2 separate regions of the Mus musculus genome follow, and region 1 is linked to region 2. Evidence: chromatin contacts called from ENCODE POLR2A ChIA-PET data. All regions are on one chromosome and are shown on one strand. The core of a region is the stretch at or near the end of the contact, and the rest is flanking DNA. Distances in the headings are between cores, read along the strand shown.

Evidence for each region. ChIA-PET counts read pairs that join two places held with the same protein, here RNA polymerase II (POLR2A).
Region 1: POLR2A ChIA-PET joins it to region 2 with 16 read pairs in embryonic stem cell. The contact joins the promoter of Shisa7 here to the promoter of Rpl28 in region 2. POLR2A ChIA-PET finds 5 or more read pairs at or near these places in 4 of 5 experiments (Patski and embryonic stem cell).

The regions. Positions count from the first base shown.
Region 1 is chr7:4,841,304-4,848,582 of GRCm38, reverse strand. It overlaps Shisa7 (shisa family member 7), which reads left to right and starts at 3,887. Exons shown (of 6, transcript NM_172737.4): 1 at 3,887-3,978. It overlaps Isoc2b (isochorismatase domain containing 2b), which reads left to right. Exons shown (of 6, transcript NM_026158.2): 6 at 3,218-3,623. The coding sequence ends at 3,313. It overlaps Gm36127 (a long non-coding RNA gene), which reads right to left. Exons shown (of 2, transcript XR_881804.2): 1 at 6,587-7,279; 2 at 3,598-3,800.
Region 2 is chr7:4,788,724-4,796,321 of GRCm38, reverse strand. Rpl28 (ribosomal protein L28) reads right to left here and starts at 3,357. Exons shown (of 5, transcript NM_009081.2): 1 at 3,324-3,357; 2 at 2,913-3,001; 3 at 2,696-2,819; 4 at 2,140-2,258; 5 at 1,775-1,904. The coding sequence starts at 2,993. The coding sequence ends at 1,815. Tmem238 (transmembrane protein 238) reads left to right here and starts at 6,762. Exons shown (of 2, transcript NM_029384.1): 1 at 6,762-7,317. The coding sequence starts at 6,780. The coding sequence ends at 7,310.

The DNA.
Region 1 (7,279 bases), core at 2,638-5,137, 52 kb before region 2:
CAGCAAGCATCCTTAACAATTGAACTGTCTCTCTGGCCCCGTGCTTTATTTTTTTAAAAATATAGTGCTGGTGACAGACCCCAGGGCTCTGTGCCTGCTAGGGAAAAACCTTAGTGACTTGAACTGTATCTCCAGCCCTCCTTAAAAAAAAAAAAGTGTGTGTGCACGTGCATGAGTGCGGGCCCTGCGGTGCACGTGCAGGTGTGAGATCAGAGAACAACTTTTGGGAGTCAGTTCTCTCCTATCTGGGAAATTGAATTCAGTTGGCTGGGCTGGTATCAGAAGTATTTTTACCTGTTGAGAAATTTTTGCTGAGCCTTCTCTTCCTCCTCCTCCTCCTTCTCCATCCTCTCTTCTTTCCTCCTCCCTCTTTCCTCCTTCTTTCTTCCTTCTTTTCTCCTCCTCCTCCTCCTCTTCTTTCTTTCTTTCTTTCTTTCTTTCTTTCTTTCTTTCTTTCTTTCTTTCTTTCCTACTTTTTTGTTTTGTTTTGTTCCGTTCTGTTCTGTTTTGGTAGGTTAGTTTGTTCTGTATTTTGAGACAAGGTTTCTCTGTGTAGCCCTGGCCATCCTGGAACTCACTCTGTAGACTAGGCTGGCCTCAAACTCAGAGTACTGGGATTAAAGGCATGTGCCACCACTGCCTGGCTTTTATTATTTTTAACCAGGATCTTGATCTATAGCCCAAACTGACCTCTAACTCCTGATAATCCTCCTGACTCAGCTTCCATTTTTTCCTTTCTAAGCTTGCTACGCTTGTTCAAAATGCTCTTCATGAGACTTAACCAGAGGACAAAGTCTCTGCTGGGCTTTTTTGAGACTTCCTTTGTCAATGCAATTAATATTAATCTCTTTACCTTAGCCTCAGGTAGACTCTTCAGAGAAGGGCAAAAAGTAGCCACATTCTTTACCAAAATATCATAAGAACAGTCTCTCGGCCACATACTAAAATTCTTCTCTTCTTAGACCTCTAGAGCCAGGCTTCCACAGTTCAAATCACCCTCCGCAACAAGTCTTCCATATTCCTACTAGGATGGCCCACTAAGTTGCACTTAAAACATTCCACTGCTTTCAAATCCAAAGTCCCAAAATTCACATTCTTTCAAACAAAGGCATGGTCAGGTTATCCTATCACAGCAATACCCCACTCCCAGTACCAACTTCTGTCTTAGTTAGGGTTTTGCTGCTGTGAACAGACACCATGACCAAAGCAACTCTTATAAGAACATTTCATTGGGACTGGCTTACAGGTTTAGAGGTTCAGTCCATTGTCATCAAGGTGGGAATATTACAGAGTCCAGGCAGACGTGGGGCTGGAGGAGCTGAGAGTTCTACCTCTTGTTCCAAAGACACCTAGAAGATTGGCTTCCAGGCAGCTAGGATGAGGGTCTTAAAGCCCATGCCCACAGTGACACCAATGAGGCCACATCTCCTAATGGTGCCACTCCCTGGGCCAAGCCTATACAAACCATCACAAGGTCCAAGGCCCCTATGCTGAGTCTGTGAACCCTCAAAATGATGGGGAAACCCCAGAGCTGAACATTCAGGTCATCTTACCTTACCTTACCTTACCTTACCTTACCTTACCTTCATACAGCTCTATTGAGTATCTGTCCTGCCAGCCCTTGTGGTACACTCAGGACAGGGATAGTGTCCAGCCTTCCTGGAGTTTGCATCACAGCATGGTGATACAAAGCCAATCCTATGGACAGTTGACAGCTTCTGGGAGACAGTTGTCTTTAAGGGTGTGGTCTCACACTCCACAAAGTATATGAGCAGCACATATTGGAATCAGTTGGTTATTAAAAGTAAAAAGCACAGCTACCATTGACGGGGATGGGGAGGTGGGTTTATCTGGGAGGAGCTTAGGAAAGGAGTTGATGATGAGTATTGTCTTAGTTAGGGTTTTACTACTGTGAACAGACACCATGACCAAGGCAACTCTTATAAAGAACAACATTTAATTGGGCTGGCTTACAGGTTCAGAGGTTCAGTCCATTATCATCAAGGCAGGAGCATGGCAGCATCCAGGCAGGCATGGTGCAGGAGGAACTGAGAGTTCTACATCTTCATCTTAAGGCTGCTAGGAGAATACTGCTTCCAGGAAGCTAGGGCTGTGTTTCCCTCAGTCCAATAATTGTAGCTGAGTGTGGCCAATACTGTCAGGTTGGGGAGGAGAGGGAGGAGGGAGCCTGGGCCACGTCTTAGGAAAGATTTGGCGTTTCACAATAACCGAGCCATTGTCTCTTTCTCTCTCACATACATTTACATACCCACATAAACATGTACGTACACACACACACACACACACACACACACACACACGCAGTCTGCAGAGTACTTGTCTAGCTTTGGCAAGGCCCTGGGTTCTATCCCAACCAAATCAACATCAACAAAGAAATAAAACTCATGTGGGGAGAGTGCTGTCCTCTGCCGCAGATCGTGCGCGCGCAGGTTAGGAGTCAGCTCCCTTTTAGAGAAGTCTACATCCATGCTTTGGTGTTTATCTTCTTACCAGGAAATTCCATAGACTACTGGGGCCACAAGCAAGAGAAAAAGCACCTCTCTTTGTTCCTAAACTCTATATTAAAATATCTTTAATAAACCTCAACTATGCTTCATTGAGAAAGAAAGAGTACAGGAGCTGGCCACCATCAAATTGGTGAATAGTCAAAAGATTACATTATGTGGCCTGGGACAAAGAAGGGAAACCAACAAATCCCATAAACAGTGGTGGGGTTTAACCAGGGAAGAGAAGTGGAGGTGCAGGATTTGCATTTTTTGGTATAATTTTCTGGAGATAAACTTGGCTGGACTGTTTGATTGCCAGTAATGTGGTTGATTATTCTTGTTCCACCAAGAGAGAGTTGTGTAAATTCGTTGAGAGTTCATGAGTTCGTTGGGTCTGTGTGTGGGAGAGCTGAGAGCTAAAGGAATGACCCAGGAAAGATGAGACTAGTGAAGAAGATGGACATGGAGGTAGACAAGATAACCCAAACCATCTGCTCTTAGTGGTCCCAAGGCAAGAGCATACCAAGATGGCGGGGAACAGCTCAACCAGGCAAGTGTGAGGGAGAGGTCACCTGGAAAACAGGAAAAAGAAGTAGTTGACTGGAGAAGCGATGCTGTCAGAATAAGGGAGATCAAGATGAAGAGGTGCTCCTCAGATTCTCTATTCCGGAGATAGGGCTTCTTCACTTCCTCATCTCCTTTGCCTGCAGATTCAGAAGATCCTCAAGGAGCCAGTCACAGACATCGGACTGTTAGGCTTCTTCCAAGGCAAGAAAAACTCCCTGTTGCCCAACTCCAGGACCTGACTTGAAGGAAGCACCCACCCTCCTTGTCACCCAGACGTTGATGGATGACTTTTCCTTCATCCATGGATCCCAAGAGTGGTGCAGTCCGCCAGGAGAACCGCCCCCGTGGGAGAGGAGGCGTGGTTCTGTCTTCCGATTGGGCAGCTGGTCCCGGAAATGCAAATGAAATTCCTTGATGCTGGGTGGGAATTGGTTTAGAGAAAGGTGGAGGTGGGGCTGGGCCCCGGGCCACTTCACGAAGCGGGAAAAGGAGGGGGAACAAATGTCACAACTGGGACCCTGTCTCGGAGAATAAACATTTATGTGACTGAGGACCGAACCATTATTGGGTTTAGGGGGCATCACGGGGGCTACAAGGGTCTGTGGGAGGAAGAAAGTGGGGTCTCCTCCAGGTGGGGTGGGGGAGGCGCCTCTCCAAGCTCCAAGCCGGCGCGAGACACAGGCGAGGGCTGGCAGCGGCCACATCTGCACTGGGGCCGGTGCGCATCTGCAAAAGAAAGAGCTGCCGGCCAGGGTCCCCACCACGCAGCCTGCCGCCCCCACCCCCATCAGCGCGCGCGCGCCCAGCCCCGCGGGCTGGCAGACACGCGCTCGCTCTGCCTACCCTGGCTGGCCCCCACGCTGCCACCCCCGATTCCCTGAAGGTCCCGCATCCGGAAAGTGAGGTGAGCGCATCCGTACCTGGTGAGGAGGGGTAAACTGAGGCACGGGGGAAAAAGAGGGATGGGGAGGAATGGACAAGTATGTGAATGGATGGGATGGACAGTTGCTGCTCCGTGGTCCTTACTCGCCCAAGACGCAGAATTCTGCAGCCCCTTGGAGATCAGAGTGTTCAAACTCTACAGACGCCCCTCCGCCTCCACCGCGTCAAACCCTCACCCGAGATTCGCAGACTCCATCCCCAGCCTGGGGGCCTTTGAAGGCATCCCGTGTCCACCAGAGATGCAAGGACCAGTCCAACCCCATTGACAATCAAACTCACCCACCGCCGCCGCAGATCCTAGCAGCCCAGCCCCCTCCCACAAGTTACCTAGCCCAGTACACCCTCCCCGGGGACCTAGGAGTTCCATCCATCCTCCGGAGCCCCTTGGGACACGGGCGTCGGAGCCCCGGCCCCCGCGTTCCGGTTCCAGGTGTCCCCTCCGCACACCCAGCCCGAAGCCTGCGTCTCGAGGCCGCGCTCGCGTCGCCATGGCAACGGGAGTCTATTTTGCGCTGGGAACACACAGCTCCCTCCGCAGCGCCCCCCACCCACTCTGCTCAAGAGTGAGGGGCTCAAAGGGCGGGGAACAGTGCAGTGATGAGAATGAGACACTTAGAAGGGACAGAATCCCGGGACAGACAAGCAGAGATTGAGAGAGCCCCTGACAGAGGAACTGGGTGTGGAAATTACAAGGAGGCTACAGATCCAGGCGGGGGAGGTTGGGGATGGAGGGCCCAGACAGAGATCCGGACAGAGCCCTAGACAGACGCAGAGATGCAGAGGAACAGAAACCCGACGGCAGAGCCAGGTTAGAAAGAGAGAAGACAGCCGGCTGCACGTAGGCAGGGGGCCTAAGAAGAGAATGGACGGAGACTCTAGGCAGGGACCCCAGACAGCCCAGACAAAGTAGCGCTGCATGTGGTATCCACGCTATCCTTAGCAGGCAGGGATTTGGGGGTCTTTCCCAGCGCCACAGTAGCCAGGACCTGCTACTCTCCTCTCCCTCCTTCTACAGGTCCCCAATCTTGCCTGCTTTCCGCATTCCCACCTCAAACCGACTTCCTAATCCCTGAGATTCCTAGGAACCCCTTCCACATGCTCCTACCCCCTTCCCTGATCTGTGCCCCCACCACCACCTCCTCAGCCGCCACCTGCAGACCCCACTCGGGCCATTTTAGACTTTATTGGTTGTGCCCTCCCCATCCCTAGATCTCACTTCTCTCGCTGTCTTTTACTTCCCCTCCCAATCCCAGGGCCTCTGTTTCTCTCTCTGGGTCTCCTACTCTCTGTGTCTCAGCCTCTGTCTACTTTCCATCACTAACCCATCCTTCTGGTACCACCTTCTGCGGGTTTCTGTCTCTTCCCTGACTATCTCTGTCTTCCTCTTTTCGTCTGCGTTCCCCTCTTCCTGGATCCTGTTCCTCCGTCCCTTTCTCGGCTCTCAGGCGTCCTCACCACGCCTCCCCCCACCTGCTGCTGTTCTCTGCAAGGACCCTCGGGAGGCACTCCGATCCACCCAGCCCAGCCCACTTCTGACATCCTAGCCAGCATTCTCCACCCCCAGCTGGCAGGGATGGGATAGGACTTATTGGGGGCTTGCTTTTCCGAGGCTGGCTCTTTTTCTCTGTAACACCTTGTGTCATTCAAGTCCTGAGCTGGATTTGAGAACCAAGCAAGGTGCAACCGAAGGAAGAACCTGGGTTTTGGGCCTCCTTTCCCACCCACCCCCTCAGGCTGTGGAGGAGGACATTGCCTTGTGAGTGAGAACTAGAGGTCGGGGGCGGTGTAGGGCTGGGGCGGAGTAGGAGATGGGGCGGGGAGGGGGCGGGGCAGGAGTTCTCACATGCCAGTTGCAGATTCTGCGCAGCTGGGCCAGAGTGTGATTGCACCTATAGGGCTGCATGACAGAGCTCGGATGAGCGAGGACGCCTGCCTGCCTGCCCGCCAGCCCAGTGCAGGGAGCTGGTATAGAGATGTAATGTTTGTGGTATGCCTTAACATATGAGCCTTGAACACTGATGGTTAAAATATGTACAAATGTTTATATGTCCGTGTGGAGTGATTATGTGTATGTGCGCGCACACACGCACTCACACATATGTTCTCGAAGGGTGTATAGGCGCATCACCAGACTGACACCGAGTGCCCTTGCTTTGAGGCTGCAGTTTAGCTGCTCTGTGGTCTGTGTCAAGTATCAGTGCTGTTGTGAGTCTGAGCAGTCCTGTGTGAGAAAAATAGAGAACTGGTCCCCTTGTCTCCAGTGTCTGCACTGGGTGCTGCATCTGGTTGTCCTCTGTCAACTCACAGCCTTTGAGCAAGGGAGACAGCTGCCTTCCGCCCCATCAGCACAGATGGCTTCATTCTTCCAGCCAGATTGCCATTGTACTTGTCAGTACTCAAAGAATGAAGGGATCTCTATAGCTGCGTCTGCTACCCTCAGAAAACCTGGGTCTCTAGGTGTCTCACCTCCCTTGTCTGTGTGTGGGAGAAAGCCATCTAGACTAGGTTCACAGCCTAGCACAAGTCTGGTCACTGAAGGGCAATAAGACCCCTTAGAGCTTTGTTCTCACCTGAGGGCTGGGTATGTGAGTATCCACTTCCCATAGTTGCTTCACCCTTTTGCAAGATGTAGATGTCTTCCTGAGCATTTACATGCATCACGCTCCGGTCTGAGGGCTGTGGAGAGGCAGCAAAGATGTAGCTCAAATCATCCGCCTCCATGGACATTCTAGTTCTAGTCTAAGCATTGAGAGGCACACAGCAAGGCCGTGTGTGCATCCTGTGACAAACACACAAGAGCTTCAGAAGAAATCTAGCAGGGCAGAACCCCAACAGGTCAGGGGCTGCTTTGTGGCTTGCGGAGATAATAGGAGAGCGGTGCTGAAGGAAGGGGTGGAGGACTGCTTAGCTGAGATCTGCCAAACAAGGCAGCAGCAATTGCTAAGGGAAGAAAGGAGAGAGCTCTTGGGCGTGACCCCAGAAAGGTCTAGAGCAGTGGTTCTCAACCTGTGGCTCTCAAGCCCTTTGTGGGTCGCCTAAGATACCCACAAAGCACAGACATCTTTACAACATTACAGAGAAGAAGAAGGACTGGAAAGATGGCTCAGAGGTTAAGAGCACTGGCTACTCTTCTGAGTTCAACTCCCAGCAACCACATGGAGGTTCACAGCCATTTATAATGAGCTCTGATGCCTCTTCTGGCCTTCAGACATACATACGTATGAACATACATGCATACATACATACATACATACATACATACA
Region 2 (7,598 bases), core at 2,108-4,607:
AAATCCAATTCAATGGGACTGTCTTAAAAGGAACAATCAGGACACCATCCTCCTCTGACCTCCTGCATGTACCACATTGGCTTTTTTACATTCATTTGAGTCCTAAGTCTGCATGTACACCTGTGTGCCAGAAGAGGGCATCAGATCCCATTATAGATGGTGTGATCCAAAGCTGAATACTGAGAAATGAGGTCAGAACTCTCTGGAAGAGCAGCCAGTGCTTAACTGCTGAGCCTTCCCTCTAGCCCCTACACATGCTTTTTCAAAGAGGGTGAATTCACCTTATTTACACCCCAATAAAAATGAGTATAAGTTAAAAAAAATATTTTCCCGTCGATAGGTCAACAGGGTGGACTGCTGCCAAGAACGCTATGCTCACCAGCATCTCAAAACATAAGGGTCTCAGTTCACTTCAGTGAGCTGAGCCAGGGTCTATCAGTGGGGAGAGAGGTGCCATGAGTTAAACTTGGGTTAAAAATAGTTCAAGGGGGGGCTGGCAAGATGGCTCAGTGGTTAAGAGCGTCGACTGCTCTTCCGAAGGTTGTGAGTTCAAATCCCAGCAACCACATGGTGGCTCATAACCATCCATAACGAAATCTGATCCCCTCTTCTGGAGTATCTGAGGACAGCTACAGTGTACTTACATATAATAAATAAATCTTTAAAAAAAAAAATAGTTCAAGGGGCTGGAAATGGCAACAGTTAAGAGCAATGACTGCTCTTTCGAAGGTCCTGAGTTCAAATCCCAGCAACCACATGATGGCTCATAGCCATCCATAATGAGATCTGATGCCCTCCTTTGGTGTGTCTGAAGACAGGTACAGAGTACTTACATATAATAAAATCTTAAAAAAAAAAAAAAAAAAGAAAAGAAAATAGTTCAAGTCGGACTGGAATGGACAATGATCCAGTTGGGACCAAAGCCCAGGCAGCACTTTGGCCTGAGTTGTGTAGCAGCGACAAAAATCCAGCAAAAATGGTATGGGTACTATTTTGCATGTGAGCCTCAAGTTTTCCAGGAAATGCTAGTACTGGCTGGAAGGGGCAAGAAATGGCCACTGAGTCCCTCAGTACACCTGTATACTCACTTTACTTACCCACCCACCCAGATAGACTTACAATGGCTGATTTCTGAGATGTGGTCGTCTCTATAGCCCTGGGTATTCTCGGAGTTGCTTTATAAACAAGGCTGGCCTTAGTCACCTGCTTCAGCCTACCAGAATGCTGAGATTACAAATATAAAGGACATGCATTTGGTAAACACTAGACTTTGTTGACATTTTCTAAGGTCAGCAATTCACACTGAAATTCTACTGCAGCAGCACAAAGTCCCAGCTGACACCCACCAGAATGTTTCCTTCAGGAGTATCACTGTTTCACACATCAGAGCATCTGATAACTGAAGACTTCACTCTGAAACCGGGTATTGAACCTCCCATTTCCTTCTTATAAGGAGGCTTGTCAACTGAAGGGTGGGGGCCTTATCTGGGTCAGTGGACTAAGACCTGGTGAGACAGCCTCAAGCTCAGGATATCTGACAGTGTCAGCAGCTAAGAACCCTGAAGTCATTTACCCTCACTCCTGTTTCCACAGGAATCAACTGAATGTCCTGCACAAGCCGCTCTCACTCCTGTTGGTACCCAGATGGCCCTGAACAGCTTCTATCCCCAACAACCCTCACTCCAGATGAACAAGTTCTAATAGCTTTGATAGCACAACTAAAGACAGCGCAGAGCCACAGCTCAATGAGCACAAAACATTTTGGAGGCCTAATGGAAGTCAGTGGACTCTTTATTGCTTCGGGCGTGTGGGGCTCAGGAGCTCTTGGTGGGGCGGGTCCGTTTCCTCTTCACCACCACAGGCTTCTGGCTTCGAAGGATGGCACTGGCCCTGCGGATGGCCGCCTGAGGACAGGACAAGGAACTTAGCTCACAAACTCAAAAGACACTCCCATTTACTGCTGCTTGTTTCCTAGGACTCCGGGGAGGCAGGGTGTGTGTGTGTGTGTGTGTGTGTGTGAGTGATCAAAAGTCCCGAGTCTAGCTCCAGCTAGGCAGAGCCAAGCACCCAGGCCTGCATGCAGCCCCTCAGGTTTAGTACCAGCTGCCCCCCTGCCTTAAGTACCCATCCATTACTCACCATACGCAGATCAGGGCGGTACTTGTTCTTTCGGATCATGTGTCTGATGCTGCTGAGGGTAGCCCGAGCATTCTTGTTGATGGTGGTCCTCACATAAGAAGTGGCAGGTTTTCGCTGACCTGGTAAGGAAAGCCTAGGAATCAGTCCATCTGCATGAGCCCTTCAGAGCATCTGCCTGATGGAACACAGAGCCTCTCTGAAGACCATGCTCACCCCATCTTCCCTCCAGCCCATTCAGTACATCCCTTAGGTGACTGTCACAGGTAAGTCTTAAAGCCCGGGAAAATCCCATCCCTCTTTAGGAACCTCCCAGATACAGGAGGGACATAGCGCATGCACTTAATCCAAGCACTCAGGAAGCAGAGGCAGGTGGATCTCTGAGTTCTAGACCAACCTGATGTAGAGTTCCAGGACATTGAGGTCTACATAGAGAAACTGTACTTAAGTTTCTCTCTACACTTCTTAATTTAAAGATCACCTTACACAGCCGGGAAGTCAGAGGAAGGGCAGTTCTGGACCCTGGAAAAAGGGAGCGCTATCGTGTGCAAAGGCTCACCGGATCTGCGTTTCATAACTACCACGACCCCTTTGCCATCGGCGGCCGGCTCCACTCCGACGGTCTTGCGGTGAATTAGCCCGTTGTAGCGGAAGGAGTTTCGGGCTTTCAGATTATTTGGCTCCTGGGGAATAGGTGTACACGATGTTAAGTTAAGGCCCGGAGGCTCCGATACGCAAAAGAGCCACAGTGCCCCTCACACGCGGGCCCGACTCACCGTGCTGTACGTCTGCTTATTCCTCTTGATCAAGAAACTGGAGCAGTTCCGGACGACCATCCACTGCAGATGCGCGGACATGGCGGCGGCTGGGGAGAAGCCGGGGGGGGGGGGGGTGTGAAAGATGTCAGAAAGAAGCAGGCCGTGGACAGGCGGCTGGGTAAGCGGCAGCACCGTTGGGAAAAAGCGAGCAAGAGCTTTACACGGCCGAGGAAAGGGTGAGCAAAGGAGGCAGGCCGAGCTAACACCGCGGAGACTTAGAAGGGGGAAGGGACGCTGAGGCCCCACTTCCGGTGGGGAATGAGGGCAGCGAATGGTGCTTGGGTACAAGGAGAGAAAGCCCAGGCAGGAGACCGAGGCCGTGGGAGCGAGATGGCGGCCACGCGGGACGGACAGAGGCCTCACACTCACCTCCTCTCCCTATGGCGGCCGGAGACGGAAAGAGAGACACGAGAGGCGGGACGACACCTTTAAAATGGCAACGCATTTCCGCTTCCTCCCGTGGCGCGCCTGAACTCGGCTACCCAGCTTCCTCTGGGCCTTGGGTTCCGCCTCCGAGTCTTTTTGACTCGGGAACCTTCGGAGCTCTTCGTCTGAAGGTCCCGGCGAGTTCTCGCGGTGCGTACCGTGATGAGGCGCCGGGGTGGGGTAGGAAGTTTTCGGAACTCGGTGACTCGGTTTTCGTGAGGATCCAAAAGCAGAGAGAGTTCCTAGAGCTATGTTCCCATCGCATCACCCTGATCTGTTCAGTCTGCACTTAGCGCATGGTGGGCACTAATACATATTTTGAAAAAAAAAAACGGTTTTGCGCCCTTGTCTAGTAGATTTCGAGGTGGGATCCTCCAGCCTCAGCCTGTGGATGCAAATATTGAGGATTCCAGATCTCACATTAAGTGGAGCTTAATTGATTTTAAGATTTATTTATTTTTCCCGGGCGTGGTGGCGCACGCCTTTGTTGGATACTCTGAAACTAAAGTTACAGATAGTGCCTACTGAGAATTGAACCACTGTTGTCTGGAAGAGCAGCCAGTGCTCTGAGCCGTCTCTCTCTCCAGTCCCAACTTATTTTTTTTTTTTTTTTTGTAATATGTATGAGGGCTTTCTTAATTTCTTAATTTCCTTTCTTTTTAAGCCTGGATATATATATGAATGCTATGTGCCTGCCTGGTGCCTGGATTCAATTAGACAGTTTTTGAGCCACCATGTGGGTGCTGGGAATAGAACCTGGGTCCTCTGGAAGAGCAGCCAAAACTCTTAACCACTAAGTCATCTCTGCAACTCCTTTTTGTTTTGTTTTTTTGTTTTGTTTTGTTTTGTTTTGTTTTTGTTTTTTTGAGACAGGGTTTCTCTGTGTAGCCCTGGCTCTCCCTGAACTCATTTTGTAGACCAGGCTGGCCTCCAACTCAGAAATCCTCCTGCCTCTGCCTCCCGAGCGCTGGGATTAAAGGCGTGCGCCATCACGCCTGGCTTCAGATTTATTAATTTTAATTATGATGTATGTGGGTGTTGTGTTAACATGTAAAATGCAAAGTCCAAAAGAAACCGTTGATCCTGAGAAACTAGAGTTTCAGGCAGCTGTGAGCTGCCTCATATGAGCTGGTAACCAAACCCAGGTGCTCTGCGAGAGCAGCAAGTGCTCTTAATCACTGAGTCCTCAAGACTTGTTGTTTAAATGGATGCATGAACTATTTTAAAGATTTGCTCTGGCGTGAAGTCTTCAGATGGCAGATGGTTCCATTACTCTTCTTGACCGTGTCCCACACAAACACCAGTGCCCAATGAACCATTTTCAGACCTCTCTAAAAATGTACTGCTGCAGTGTTAAATACCTATTCTTTCATGCCTGGTTCTGTCTATGCAGAAACATTCCATGTCTGTCCTCAGCAATACCTGGCCAATCCCGGCAGCTTTTCTTTATAAGTACACTGTAGCTGTCTTCAGACACGAGAAGAGGGCATGCGATCTCATTACAGATGGTTGTGAGCCACCATGTGGTTGCTGGGAACTGAACTCAGGACCTCTGAAAGAGCAATCAGTGCTCTTAACCGCTGAACCATCTCTCCAGCCCACCACAGTCATTCTTAATGTTTTATTAGCATTTAATCATGCATAAAGTAGGTTTACATAACATTTTTGTATGTGTATATAATGTTTTGGGCCATACTCACATACACTCCCACTGCAGCTAGTCTGTGTGTGTGTGTGTGTGTGTGTGTCCAAGTGTGTTTCCTTTATGCTATTCACAGGCTCACGGATGGTTTGTTTGCAGGCTACCAATGGCAGCATCACGGTGGAAAATGTGATTTTTCTCCTCCATCATCCTCAGTTTTCTCCAACTCTGAAACTAGATAGAGTCTTGGGAGAACTAGTTCTGTTCAGAACTGTCTCGAGGTTTCCCACCCCAGGGAGAATGAACTCATTTAAGGGGTAGATGTGTGGAAGATCAGGACTTCCCTATAATAGCTGTTGGGTCCTCCTAGTGTGGACCATGGCTTGGCCCAACCATTTGCCTGTGCCATGATGCCTCTCAGTTCCAGAGTGACCTGGCCATACCCATTAAATTCTCTCTAAGTTGGAGCTGGTGAGATGGCTCAGTGGGGAAGAACACTGACTGTTCTTCTGAAGGTCCTGAGTTCAAATTCCAAACAGCCACATGGTGGCTCACAATCATCCCTAACGGAATCTGATGCTTCTGATGTGTCTGTTTTGTTGTTGTTTTTTTTGTTTGTTTGTTTGGTTTTTTTTTTGTTTTTGTTTTTTTTTTTTTTTTTCGAGACAGGGTTTCTCTGTGTAGCCCTGGCTGTCCTGGAACTCACTCTGTAGACCAGGCTGGCCTCGAACTCAGAAATCCGCCTGCCTCTGCCTCCCGAGTGCTGGGATTAAAGGCGTGCGCCACCACGCCCGGCTTCTGATGTGTCTGAAGGCAGCTACAGTGTACTTACATATAACAATAAATATATCTTTAAAAAATAATAGCAAAAAGGCCACAGTTTTGGTTTGGTTTGACTTGAGTCAGGATCTCTCTGTGTGGCCCTGGCTGTCCTGGAACTCATTCTATAGACCAGGCTGGCCTCGAAATCAAGAGATCTGCCTCTCAAGTGCTGGGACTAAGGGCATGGGTCACCACTGTCAGGCTAAAGCTACAATTTCTATGCCATCTCCTCAGGGACACCTTTCCTGAGCACTTCGGGAATTGTGGCTAGGAACAGGAAGGCAGGTCTTGTCAGGCTAACATCTGAGCACTAACAGAGCCCTGAGCTCAGTATATTGTGTACACAAGGTGTCAGCTGGCACCTGGGAGATGGGTTCATTGTATTCCCAGGTTGGGTTAACAAGGCCCTACACTCACAAGAGATCTCAAAAGACAAGCATGGAGACAGCTTCAGGGCTCTGGCTGCTGATTCTGTGCTCCAGAGAATGTTGTTGTTGCTGTTGTTGGATTTTATGCTGTGCAGGGCATGAAATCAAGAACTTCGAGCATGGTAGGCAAGCACTCCACCAAGCGAGCTACATACCAACATGCCCGGTTTTTTGTTTCTGATCCCCATTTTGTTTCACTATGGACTTGGTGGTACAGGTAGCCCTCGGGAGACGGGCACTAAGTAGAAACACTATCTAGCTACATTATGCCACCCTGAAATTTGGCCCTAGTCATCTGGCACTGCTTAATGGACAGGGTCGTGCGCCGCTGATCCTCCCAGACCTTTGAGCTACACAAGAGACTCATTCGGGCCACCAGGTCCAGGCTGTGAGCTCAGGTGACCATGCAGGCACTGGGCACACCTGGCGCCGGGCCCTAACTCCGCCCCGGGAAGCCGCACCCCGGGACGCTGTCGGGGAGCAGGCGGCGGCGGGCCACCGAGGGCCATGGCGGCAGCGTCACCGGTGTGCGGCTCGCAGGCGTCCGCGGTCGGCGCCTCGTCCCCACCCGCGCCCGCACCGGCTCCAGCGGCCGGCTTGGGCCGCTGCCGCATGGCGCTGCTGCTGGCCGTGGCCTTGGACGTGGCGGGCATGGCGGCGCTGCTGACCGGCGTGTTCGCGCAGCTGCAGGTGCGCGGCCGCGACTTCGGGGACCTGCTCATCTACTCTGGGGCGCTGCTGGTGTTCTTGAGCCTGCTGGGCTGGATTCTCTGGTACACCGGCAACATCGAGATCTCGCGCCAGGAGCTGGAGCGTGACTACGGCCTACGACCCTCGGCGATTGCCCGCCTGGCGCGCAAGCTGTCCCGTCGCTGGTCGGCGCCCGCCACCGCCAGTCCCCGGACCACAGCCGGTCTCCGCTCAGCACGCAGAGCGAACCGCGCGCCCCAGCCCTCCTCCTCCGGCTCCCGCCGCGTGCGCCTGCAGCTCGCCACGCTTGAGGCGGGGTCCGTGGCGGCAGGCACGGGCAGCGAGTGAGCCCCAGGTGAGGACACCAGAAAGAATGAGATGTGGTGGGGAGACGGACATGTCGCTGGAAGGGGAAACTGCAGGAGAGTGAGTCAGAGATAGCAGAGACTCGGAAGGATGGGTGGGACAAAGTTGGGAGTCACAGCACGCCCTCCTCCTTTTGCTCCACGTGCACCAGGCCTCATGCCATCCTCCCTGTAGCCAGTTCTCTGAGCTCATTACTGTTACTGTACAAGAAGCTCCGAAAGTAGGTGACACTCTTGTCCGGACCACACAAATGTACAAATGAAAGAGTGC